2 separate regions of the Mus musculus genome follow, and region 1 is linked to region 2. Evidence: chromatin loops called from intact Hi-C (ENCODE). Cell type or tissue: gastrocnemius. All regions are shown on one strand. Links, peaks and the distances in the headings refer to the core of each region. The heading gives the core; the rest is flanking DNA. Region 1 has its middle 13 kb from the start of Prdm8. Region 2 holds the start of Cfap299 (cilia and flagella associated protein 299).

Evidence for each region. Hi-C counts contacts between places; a loop is a spot of excess contacts. Peaks named below come from ENCODE experiments on the same cell type or tissue, not always from the same donor. Only the 100,000 strongest peaks of a DNase experiment are listed, where the experiment ranks them.
Region 1: a loop joins it to region 2, with 4 times the contacts of the local background. A loop is called at or near these places in 2 of 42 quality-filtered maps.

The regions. Positions count from the first base shown.
Region 1 is chr5:98,165,284-98,170,653 of GRCm38, reverse strand. It overlaps a transcript of Prdm8 not described here. Among named protein-coding and RNA genes, the nearest start is that of Prdm8, 13 kb to the left of the region's middle. In gastrocnemius, for the core only: a CTCF peak has its summit at 2,948 (motif pointing left); DNase peaks (open chromatin) are centred at 2,973, 3,333, 3,876, 4,372 and 7 more places; H3K4me3 peaks cover 2,644 bases; H3K27ac peaks cover 2,268 bases.
Region 2 is chr5:98,326,412-98,331,781 of GRCm38, reverse strand. Cfap299 (cilia and flagella associated protein 299) reads right to left here and starts at 2,478. Exons shown (of 6, transcript NM_001024614.1): 1 at 2,318-2,478. The coding sequence starts at 2,428. In gastrocnemius, for the core only: no CTCF peak of the experiment used is centred there; DNase peaks (open chromatin) are centred at 1,286 and 2,267; H3K4me3 peaks cover 857 bases.

The DNA of each region.
Region 1 (5,370 bases), core at 106-5,105, 160 kb after region 2:
GCACACCTGGCTCTCCATATTTGTCATTTTCCTCTCTCCTTCAAGATTAGTGTCTGTCCTCTGGCTTTGGCTTCCCCTTTTGTTCCTCACCGATAATAGGATAACCAGCAAGGAAGCCTCGCTCAGCTCAGCAAGACAGACAGGAAAACAGGGCCTCCAACAGCCTTTAAGAGCGCGTCCTTCTGCTTGTCACCCCGGGGTGAGCCCGTGCTGAAGCAGCATCCGCAACCTGGGGTCTTTCATAAACTTCTGGCTCTCGGTGCAGGCTCCACGCAGATCCTGACTAAAAAATGCTGTTAGCAGAAAGGCGAATCAAATCAAATCAGACCAATTCCTTACTGTTTGACCCCAGGGGCAGAGGAGACACTGGTGAGAAGGGAGCCACAACTTGGAAAAAGATTTATTTTTCCTGGCCGTAAATCTCACCCTCTTGTTCCTCTGCCCAACCAAGCATGGTAAAGTCCTTTTCCATAAAGTATTCAGCATTAGAGCCACAAAGCTCCCCCAATCAGCAGCCATCTGCTTCTACCATAACTGCTGCTACCGAACCAGGGAAAGCAGCCGCAGAGAAAGGGCACCGCTGCTAGGCTCCTGGACAAATGAGCCTGAATAGCTCTGGTTTTCCTTGTGTATCTGTATCTATAGAGACAGGAGAAGAAAGGCCGCATTATATTGATACAACAATTGTAAAACAAAACACGGAAGAGCCATCTAAAGGGCAATATCGCATGCATCAGGGGTCCCCAGATAAAAGGGGAGCTAACAGATTTATAGAAACCTTTAATTGGTTTTCAATTGAAAGCTAAAGAGGCTGGAGCGAAGCCGTGAAGAGCCGCAAAGTGCTCTCTCGTTTAGCCCGTCTGGAGGCGTGAACGATTTCGTGGAAGGAGAAAGGGGGCTTGCCTCTTGGGCCTGGGAGCCACGGGCTGATTTTAGATTTTCGCACTCTCTCGATTAGTAGTAAGGGGAGAGAGAAGGAAAGGGCAAAAATCAAAGATAACTTTCTAGCTCCTCGCTGAAGAAATATTTTCAACAGGGGCGTCTCTAAACCTCAAATTCACAAAGAATGGTGAAGCCCGCCCTCACTAGCCGCTCTCCAAGTGCAGACTCAAACTAGGGAAGGGGTCTTTTCAGTACTCAGTCAGGGAGTGGTGCTAGCTCACGTGTTTGAGGCCGGCTAGTGTATTTCGCCCCAGGAAGCCGCTACTCTCCCTCCACCCCCTTTTGCAGTGCCCACCCACAGCAGCCCTGGACGTCGGTCCGTCTGTTCTTAAAGCTAATTTATTGGTCCAACCCTCCATTATCATTTTCAGCTTCCTAATTAATCAAAGATAAAAGGCAATGGCGCAAATTACGATTATGAGGGAACTGGAAGACGGTTTTGAATAAAATAGGAGAACTGGAATATGATTAATTGAACGACATGATAGTGAAATCTCAAGTGCGAGCAACAAGCCCCAAAGGGGCAAACCCTGATTCTTGTAAGGGGACAACGCCTACGTGAGGTCACGTGGGTTGAAGCACAGAAGGAAAAGAACTGGGTTCCAACTCCAGCTCCCAACCTAGCCCAGCGTTCTGTTCCTCCAACTGCTCCCCACCCCCACCGCAGTGCCGCCGTTCCTGTCCAATCTCTGGGCTCCTGGCTAGGGTTACTCCGCAGTAATTAACCTGCACCCCAGTTTCCCGCTTATCTCCCCTCACTTCTTTTCTCCACTCTCACATCCCTTTACTTTTGTCAAGGTTTCGTGAATTCTCGGGAAAGCACGTCCAGTCGGTCAAGAGACCGCTCCTGTAAAGAATAAACTGAGCCCCTGTCCGCCTCTGCTTTTTCAGAGGGAGGGATTAAGGGGCAGACACCGGGCGGGCTCGCAGTTTGCACTTGCTGGTCGCTGTGATTAATGTTTCCGAGGGGATTTACTCTGAGAGCTTATGGAACCTGCTCCGGCCGGAGGGCACTGTGGGCACGCGCTGGGACACTTGGGGATTAAAGGGGACGTCAGATGGGCTCGCAGGGGCCAGGCCATCGTGGCCTATAGCGTCTTTTCTCCATCCCCAACCTCAGCTTCTATAGAAACAGAGAGGACTGGTCTCGGAGGTTGACTTTCCATCTTAGGAATGTCTTCTTTAAGGGAGGAGTGTGCGGAGTGTCCCGAGTGCTTTGGGAGGAAGGAGCTCAGGAGCAAGCGACTGAACTTCCCGTCACTTATTCTGGCTAGCAATGGGAACCCAGAGCTTCACATTCTGAGGCTGCGCTGCTCCTCACCATAACACTCACTCCCTGATCAAATACACCCCCTCCTCTCCCCCCCCCCCCCCCCCCCGTCACGGTCAGAGGAAAACCCCAACTTCCCGGGGTTGTTATACTCCGGGCTGATGGCTAGACTCACCACCCAGGGAGGCATCGTACAGAGCAACAAGTCAGGGCAGGAAACCCATCGCCCTCTATAGCATCTCCCAGGGGCAGACAAACTCCTCCTGAGTCTTTGTACGGACTGTAAGAATAGGAGAAATTACCGAAATGCAAGGGCGGAGGAAAGAGTAGAAAAGAGAACTAGGCAAGGCAGGGGAAGGAGGGTAGAGAGAGAGAGAGAGAGGAGGTAGGAGAGGGGAGGGGAGAAGGGGGGAAGAAGATCAGAGGAGAGGAGAAGAGAGGAGAGGAAGGGAAAGGGGAAGGAAGGGGAGGGGAAGGGAAAAGAGGGGAGGAGAGAGGGGAGGAAGGGAAAGGGGAGATAAGGGGAGAGGAAAGGAGAGAAGAGAGGAGAGGAGGGGAGAGGAGAGGAGGGGAGAGGAGAGGAGGGGAGGAAATGGAAAGCAAGTGAGAGCAGAAGAAAAACGGAGAAGTGGGCTGTTAAGCTTGTGGTGGTCACTACCACTCTCGGACGGAAGGGGGCGTCCTTCCGGTCGAAGCAGCTTTCCTCTGAGCTGGGGTGCGGCGCCCAGACACAGCCTGCCTCCAGAGCAGGTTCTAGCTGCTGGGCGCCCTCTCCTGGCGGCTGCGCAGCCACTGTTGGTTGTCCCACGGGTGGTCCAGCCCCAGCCCCGCCCTCGACGCGCTGGAGGAGGGGTGGGGAAAAGGAAGGTCAAGGGAGAGTGCGGGTGGTCGCCTGCGGGCAAGCTCGGGCTCCGGTCCCTGTGAGCATCCCCTGCTTCCTACCTGCGGAATGTGGGGGCGCTCAATCCGGGCGAGCCGACCTCTGAAGTCCCTCGCTCTGAAACCGCGGTCCGGCCGGTATCCCAGCCTAGGCTTTCCGATCCGTACTGGGCTCTTCTGCAGCAGCTGGGAGGGAGGGAGCGGCTGCCGGCTGCTGCGGGGCGGCGTCTGGGGGACCGCAAACAGAGCGCAAGGAACCGCCATCTGGAGCCTGGCGGCGGGCGGGGCGCGGGTGACAGGGACTGGCCCTGCCTGGGGAACCTACCTAGGCTGAGGGCAGTGGCCCGCGCGTGGGAGCAGCGCCTAGTGGCAGCGAAGCCTTTTGGTCTCAGAGTAGCGGTTATGGGAGGAGGAGTGTGAGGAAGGTAGGAGTCTATCTAGGGAGGATCTGAGGTCTGCTCTCCCCAGGAAGCCTAGATTGGGGTACCCTCTGTGGGTAGATGTGGCAGAAGCGTAGGGGACAATCTAGCATATCCTGAGCGCCTCAGTTCACCCTCTGGAGTGGAAACCCTCAACCCACCAGGTCTCTAGTTCCCTGCGCTTCACCCTACTTCAGGAAACATTCTTACCCCCAAACTTTATCCATAACTTGACACACACTTTGGACAAGGTATCTCCCTTGAGGAAAACACTCTTTAGTTTCTTGCTGATGGAGACAGCGAGAAGAATCAGGGGGCCACCGAAGCGTGCGAAGCTCATTCGTGTTCATTTAACATGGGGTGAGGTGGGGTGAGACGTGTGGAGTCTCCCCTCCCCTTATTTAATTTCAGATATCTCAGGTGCTTGCGATTTGTTCTATACACGTCTAAGCGGTTTCTCTAGTGATGGCAGCCGAGAGGCCGAGAGCAAACTCAGGGAAGTAGAAGAGAGGCTATTTTTGTGTGTGCGGGAGGTCAGGGGAGTTATTTATTGAGCTCAAGTTTCTTCAATTTCGAGCTGACATCCTCAGCTTTATAGTCTTAAGGGCAACATAATGGGAGCTAATTGGGCTTATGGACAGTATAGACGGTAGCCTGAATAAAAAAAAACGAAATAAAGGGAAGACAGACCCACTCATACTGCAAGGCATTAACGGATACCCCCACCCCCAGCTGTCCCGTGTCCGGCAGAATGGCATTATGTAAAAGACCTGGCATGTCACCCAGTGGCACATCTGGTAGGTGTAGATGGCATTCATTAGCACGGGGCTCCCACTCTGCGGCATGCCAAAGCTCTGACAGAGATGCCCGCTGCCAATCATTCATTCGCTGCCAATCCCAAAGCGCGGCCGGGTGGGATGGCTCCCTTCCACACTGCCATCAGGGCTGGAGGAAACAATGTGTTGAGACACGAAAAGATGAAAGCGGAGCTGAGGATGCTAGGCACCCAGCAGATGTATCCCGTGAGGAGATAACCAGGGAAAGGGCCGTTTAGCCCGAAAGCATATGCAGGATCGCAGGAGGGAGGCTGGGGCAGGGGTATGCCTGCTGTTGAACCCTGGAGAAACTGAGGGACCCTTGAGAAAACCTGGCGGTCGAGGTTGCTTCTCTGAAAACACAAGGAGACCCATATTCCAACCTTCACTGCAAGACTTCCTTCTCTGTAGTTTGTCTTGTACCTTTGTCTATCTAGAAGCCCGACTAGGTCTGAAAAGATCAACTTCTCTGCCTTGGAGGTGGCCTTTGAGTATCTTGACAGAGAGCCTTCCTGCTTTGAAATTTGCTTCATTGTCAGCCTAGCGCTTTGTATGTGGAAGGGGGTTGTGTGTCTGTGGGGGGAGGATGCAGGGTTAACTTTACTGTAGTGAATCAAAGGCCTTGCTCCAGTTCCTAGACTTTAGCCAAAGATAGAGCTGAACAAAAGAAGGAAACTATTTAAAAGGAAGAGGAAAACTAAACACAACCCAGGCAAAGATCGTCTTGGTGGATGGGCTGAAGACTAGGGTCTTTCTTTTGATGTGCACATTTTATAAACATTATTTTATTCGTCTGGTATTTAATACAGTTAATAACCAAAACAGGAATTTGTTAAGAGAGCATGGCACTCCACATAAAGTTCAGCCGAACAGCATTCTTATTTTATTTTTATTTGTAATACGTTGGCTCTTGTTCACAATATAACGCGTGTACATGTGCATTATTATCTACAAAACTATGCTTTAAAAATATATGCTATAAGCATTTGGGACATACTAATGCTTCAAATTTACTAGGAATTTTTAAGAAACTGAAATTTAATTG
Region 2 (5,370 bases), core at 110-5,109:
CTCAGAGCTGAACAAAGAATTCTCACCTGAGGAATACCGAATGGCAGAGAAGCACCTGAAAAAATGTTGGGAATTGGTTCTAAGGCTTTGTCTTAATTCAGCTCCCAAAGTCGCACTTCCAGACCTGAGGGTCCCCGCCCCCAGCTAGCTTCCTTTGGTAACCAAGAATTGCCTTACAAGCCGGGGCGTGGTGGTGCACACCTTTAATCCCAGCACTAGGGAGGCAGAGGCAGGCGTATTTCTGAGTTCAAGGCCAGCCTGGTCTACAAAGTGAGTTCCAGGACAGCCAAAGCTATACAGAGAAACCCTGTCTCAAAAAAAACAAACCAAAACAAACAAACAAACAGAATTGCCTTACAGCTGGGCAGAAAGTCAGGGAAGGACTTTTAGATTGTGCAGGCAAGGGGCAGAGGGAGAGAGGAGGAAGAGGAAGGAATCCGAGATGGGGGAACAAGGAGAACAGACCTAAAGGCCTAGGGCCCTAAAGGCCCGAGGTACCATTTCCTGATTGGGTTTGTGGTCGAAGAGATGAAATATGGATTTAGCAAATATTAATTCAAGAATACGGGAGGGGAATGTATACTAGCCATGGTGACTTTTAGAAGTGCCAAACCATTGAGCTAGTCAAAGCATATCAAAATTAGCTGGCGTGTCGTTGCGTGTGTGTGTGTGTGTGTGTGTGTGTGTGTGTGTGTGTGTGTGTGTACTGGGGATTAAACCTAGGGCCTCAAGCAAACCAGCAAGCACTCTACTACCGAGCTATATCCTTAGCCCAAAATGTTCTCAGTATTGGAAAAAAAAATATTTTGAGTAAAACTTCATGTCGTTTATATCTGTAATTAATTTATCCATGACTGGAATCCATTATCTAGGGAAATCTTTAAATCATTTTAATATTTCTTTCACCCCTTACCTGAGAAAAGAAATTCAACTGGAATTTTTATTTTTCCGGTAGTCCGCAGGCAGCCACTAAAGAGAAGGACTGTGTTTAGTCAGAGGGGCAGATGACTGGAAAAGGATCTAAAACCCATAGCTTAGCAATTTTGCTGAAGCTTGTCAATCATTTCTCCACTCACTGAACTGGTTGGTTTTATTAGATGATGCTAACTTATAGAATAAAAGTTGTTAATTAGTTCAGCAAAGCTAATGTTACTCGCTGCCGTGGCAATGCAGTTGTTTTAGTGTTCTGTCGTTATTTAGTGAACACGGGAAACAGAGGATGGAGACGCACTACTTCCGTCCCGCCAACCACGCTCCTCAACCTCCGGAGCATCACTACTTCCGCATCACTACTTCCGCATCACTACTTCCGCATCACTACTTCCGGTCTACCAACCAAGTGCCAACCGCGCTCCTCATCCTCTGGCCGGTCAGATAATTAAGATGGACTCACCCTTTCTCTTCCTACCTCCCCTTCTTTCTACATAAGCTTCTTGCAACATCTATTGTAATTATCAATTCAGTGGCTTCATTTCAGATGCAAGGATTTAAAGCAACTTCTGTGGGTTTAAAATATTGGCTAAAAGCAGGAGAGACGGCTTAAGGAAAAGGTGCTTGCTGCCAAACTTGAGTTCATTCCCTGGACACCACAGAATACAAGTTCAGAACCGATTCCAAGTTGCCCACTGACTTTTTATGCATGTGTGCGTACACACAAATGGAACTTTAAGTTACCCATCTAATAAACGTAAAAGCTTGGTTGTTTGGTGATATCGCTGCTGTTGCTGTTAAAAATCATGTTTTGTAACTATTTTAACAGATAATTTCAAAAGGGACAAATTTTCTTCATTTAAGATTATTTTCATACAGTGGCACCTATTTAAAAAGGAGGGGTGTCTATATGATAAACTGCCTTGTGCACAGGAGAAATGAGGGGAGTTGGCCAAATTCAAGTCCTTCCCAGAGTTCTGTAGGGTTGATTCTCCCCCCCCCCCCCCGCCCCCAATGGTGCTTGCTCTGTTTGTCCTTAATATGGAGATGGACTCCTTTGAAAACCTGAGCCCAGGCTGTGAGACTTGCAGTTGGGAGTTAGGAGCTCGGAGCTTGAAGATCCCTCCAACTAAGTCTTCTCGAGCATCCGGGACCTCCCGCTGCCCTGCCCTCAGGTGCACACAGCAACGCGTCCTCCTGGTTTTATGCCTTGTTACTACTTTACAGCGACCAAGTCGGCCTCTGTGCAGCGCACCAGCGTTTGGAGGGCTGGGGACTCCTGCAGCCTGCAGAGAAGTCTCTCGAAGCCAGAGGCCTGCGGTGAGCGCCGTCACCGCCAGGGGGCGACCAAGCCCCGCCGCGGCCAGCAAGACGGACCCGCGCTTACCTCCAGGTAGTACAGGTCGACCGTAGTGATCTGAGAGTCCAGGAAGTCTTCATAGGTGTTGAACTGTGTGACAATGTTGTCCACGGCCGTCAGCCCCTCGTCCTGATCCATCGCGGCTACACCGACGCGTCCCTAGTAACCGGTGTGGGCGGGCCGGACGCGCGCCGGTTGCGGGGGCGGGGCAGAGGGCGCTGCGCTGGCCCTGCCCCAGCCGGATCCCTGGGCGGCTTCTAACCCCTGGGAGCGGTCAGCCCTGCAGGGCAAACCCAACTTTTTTGGTGTAAAAGCCTTAGCAAAGTCCGAAGGTGCCTGCTCAGTGTTTGCAGTAAGAACCTCGACAGAAGAGTATCCCGGAAATCTAGGGGAAATAGTCTTGCTGGGTGCTTCAAAATAGCACGTGATCAGTTGTATAAATTACAACTTAAAGGCAAGTTATGGTTGGTTACTTGTGTGCCAGGAACAATGTATAAACTTCCCAAACGAAGCAGCCTTAGTGATCTCCTTTGCTCCTGCCTTCTGCCTTTCAGTTCCTTTACTTTTTGTTATTTAAATTTCAATAAGTTGAAAATTACTTGAAAAATCTTGCCTCCTTGAACGTCCTTTAAAAAATTGGGTTGGGGGGGAGGGATCCTAATCATGGAATGATATATCCCATTGAGAAGCTGATATTGACTTGTGTTTCTATTTACTCATTTCTTTAAAATACTATAGTATAAAATTGAATCTGAAACATTTCTCATTAGAGCAGACTTGTACAACTGTTTCCACACCAGAAGCACAGATGCTTGCTGTTATGCCAAGGGACTTTACAATCATCTCAGCATTTGTAGAAATCAAATCAGATTCTGCAATGAATCTTTTCCATTTTTTGGGGGGGAGGGGGGCAAAGTAAAGCCAGGTCTATTTAAGACCCCAAGTTGCACAATAAGTTATAGCTTTATTTTAAAAACAGGCTACCAACAATTTATATTGTATAATTATCTAGAAAGCTATAGAAACTAAACTCCAAGCATAGAGGGGAAAAAATTTCATGTGGCCTAAAACATTATCACAAGTAGAGAGGAGAGGTCTCTGTACTGTCTGGTCCAAAAGAAACTTGAGGACAAGTGCCTTTTGTGTCTTTTAGCATTCTGAAGGGCAAGCTGGCCTCTAGGCATCTCATGTACCTGGTTTCAAGTCCAAGCTGACATTCAGGCTCCTCCTAGCTCCTCTCATATCAGCTTCTCAGTCCTACAGAACCCTGACCTTTCAGCCATGTGCTCTCTTACCACCCACCCCCTCTCTGTCCCAGAGGCATTATTCTGGGTGTGTTGAACACAACAGAAAGCTTAAAAAAAAAAAAAAAAGTTTCTGCCGCTGGGGTCCACAGGATATGAAACTTGCTTCCGTGTGGTGATTGATTTGAATTTACCACATACCAGCCCTGTTCTAAGTACCATACAATCTCCATTATTTCGTTTAATCACAACAACAAACTCACTAGAAAACCAGCATTGGTGTTATCCTCCATATGGAGACAGGATGAGTTTAAATGACTTGGCCAAAGTGTCGGGTGCAAAAAAGCAAACCCAAAAAATAACAATAGTCCTTTTCTCTCACAGGGGCATGTGGATGTAAAGATAGGTTATAAAGAGCTGTGTAAAACCAAATACAGAAGTTTGTTTATTAGAAAGAAAAATAAACGTGTGGTAAGGAACACGGATTGATACAAAGCCTAGAAACAGTAGGCGCATCTTCCAAACTGTGGAGGCAAGAAACGCAAGTTCTGTGTGGGATGGAGGGAGAGGTGGACAGTAGGGAGGGGCACAGGAAAGAGGATTGGAAGGAGGAAGCTGACTGAAGTTGAAAGGTGTAGTAAAAGAGATTTCAAACGAGACCAGCCGTGGACCCAAACAGGAGAAGCTGTGGTGGCCATGGCTTCAGAATGGAACTCACACTACTGCACGCTGCTCGTCTAGGGGGTGCTGGGCTGTGCTTACATGTGTTACCGCTGTTTCTGCCATCCTCCCACACCAAGGTTTTATCGTCCTCTTGAAATCATAAAACAGCTAAGGAATGTTGGAATTCCTGACCCTGTGGCACTCTGATATCAAGGACGATTTCTACCTTCATTGTTCTAGCATGATCCATTGCAGTTGTACGTTTTTTAGGGATGCTTCATTAAACTGACCACGCAGACAGAAACCGCACGGTCAGAAGCTCTTTGGTGAAATGATCTTGAAAGCATAGAAATTTAAACAACTTAAAGGTATTTCCAATCAAGGACTCTAATGCTGCCCAAACACTTTTAACAGAGCAGTGTCTTTGTTAATAGTGAAAGAAATTTATAAATTTAGACCATTCTACACAGAAAGGTTAAAATTACAGTAAGCCCAACAACACAAGTCTTCTAGATTTTCACTTTGGGTTCAGAAACACTTTAGACCTGAGCCTGAAAAATGCCAAGAAGGAATGGCAACCATGAAATATGTAAGATTAAGCAAGTCTCTTTTCTATGGTGAGGCCTTTGTTATGACGAAGAAATACTTTATTTTGGAAACCATAAATTCCTTCTTCAAGTCTGGGACTTTTAAACATTGAATCCAGGAATTTAGCACCGATCCCAGAAATTCTATTCTTTGCCAAAAGATGGGGAATATATATTTCACAACAAACTGCAGGGTGTAAGAGAGAAGAGACATATGGAAGAATAAGAAAATACATGCCCTATTCAGCTTAGCTACAGAGTAAAGAAGGCCATACTATAAAGAAAAGGGCATAGGGAAAACCAAACCCTAGCATTTCTTTGAAACAAATGGGCTTTCTTCTATTCTCACTAGAGCAGGATGAAGTCATTTCAAACTACACTCTATCTTTTTCTTTTCCCAAATAATTAGTAATATCCTATGCTAGCTGGGAAAGTAAGTAGAGATTGTAATTTTTGTACGTGGACATGATAGGAAAGGGGTGCTGTGCTAATTATGTTAATAAATGCTAAACACTCTGAGTAAGAACTTGAGGTCCCATTAGGAGGGACTTAATACATTACCATATTGTAGGAAAGAAAAACACAT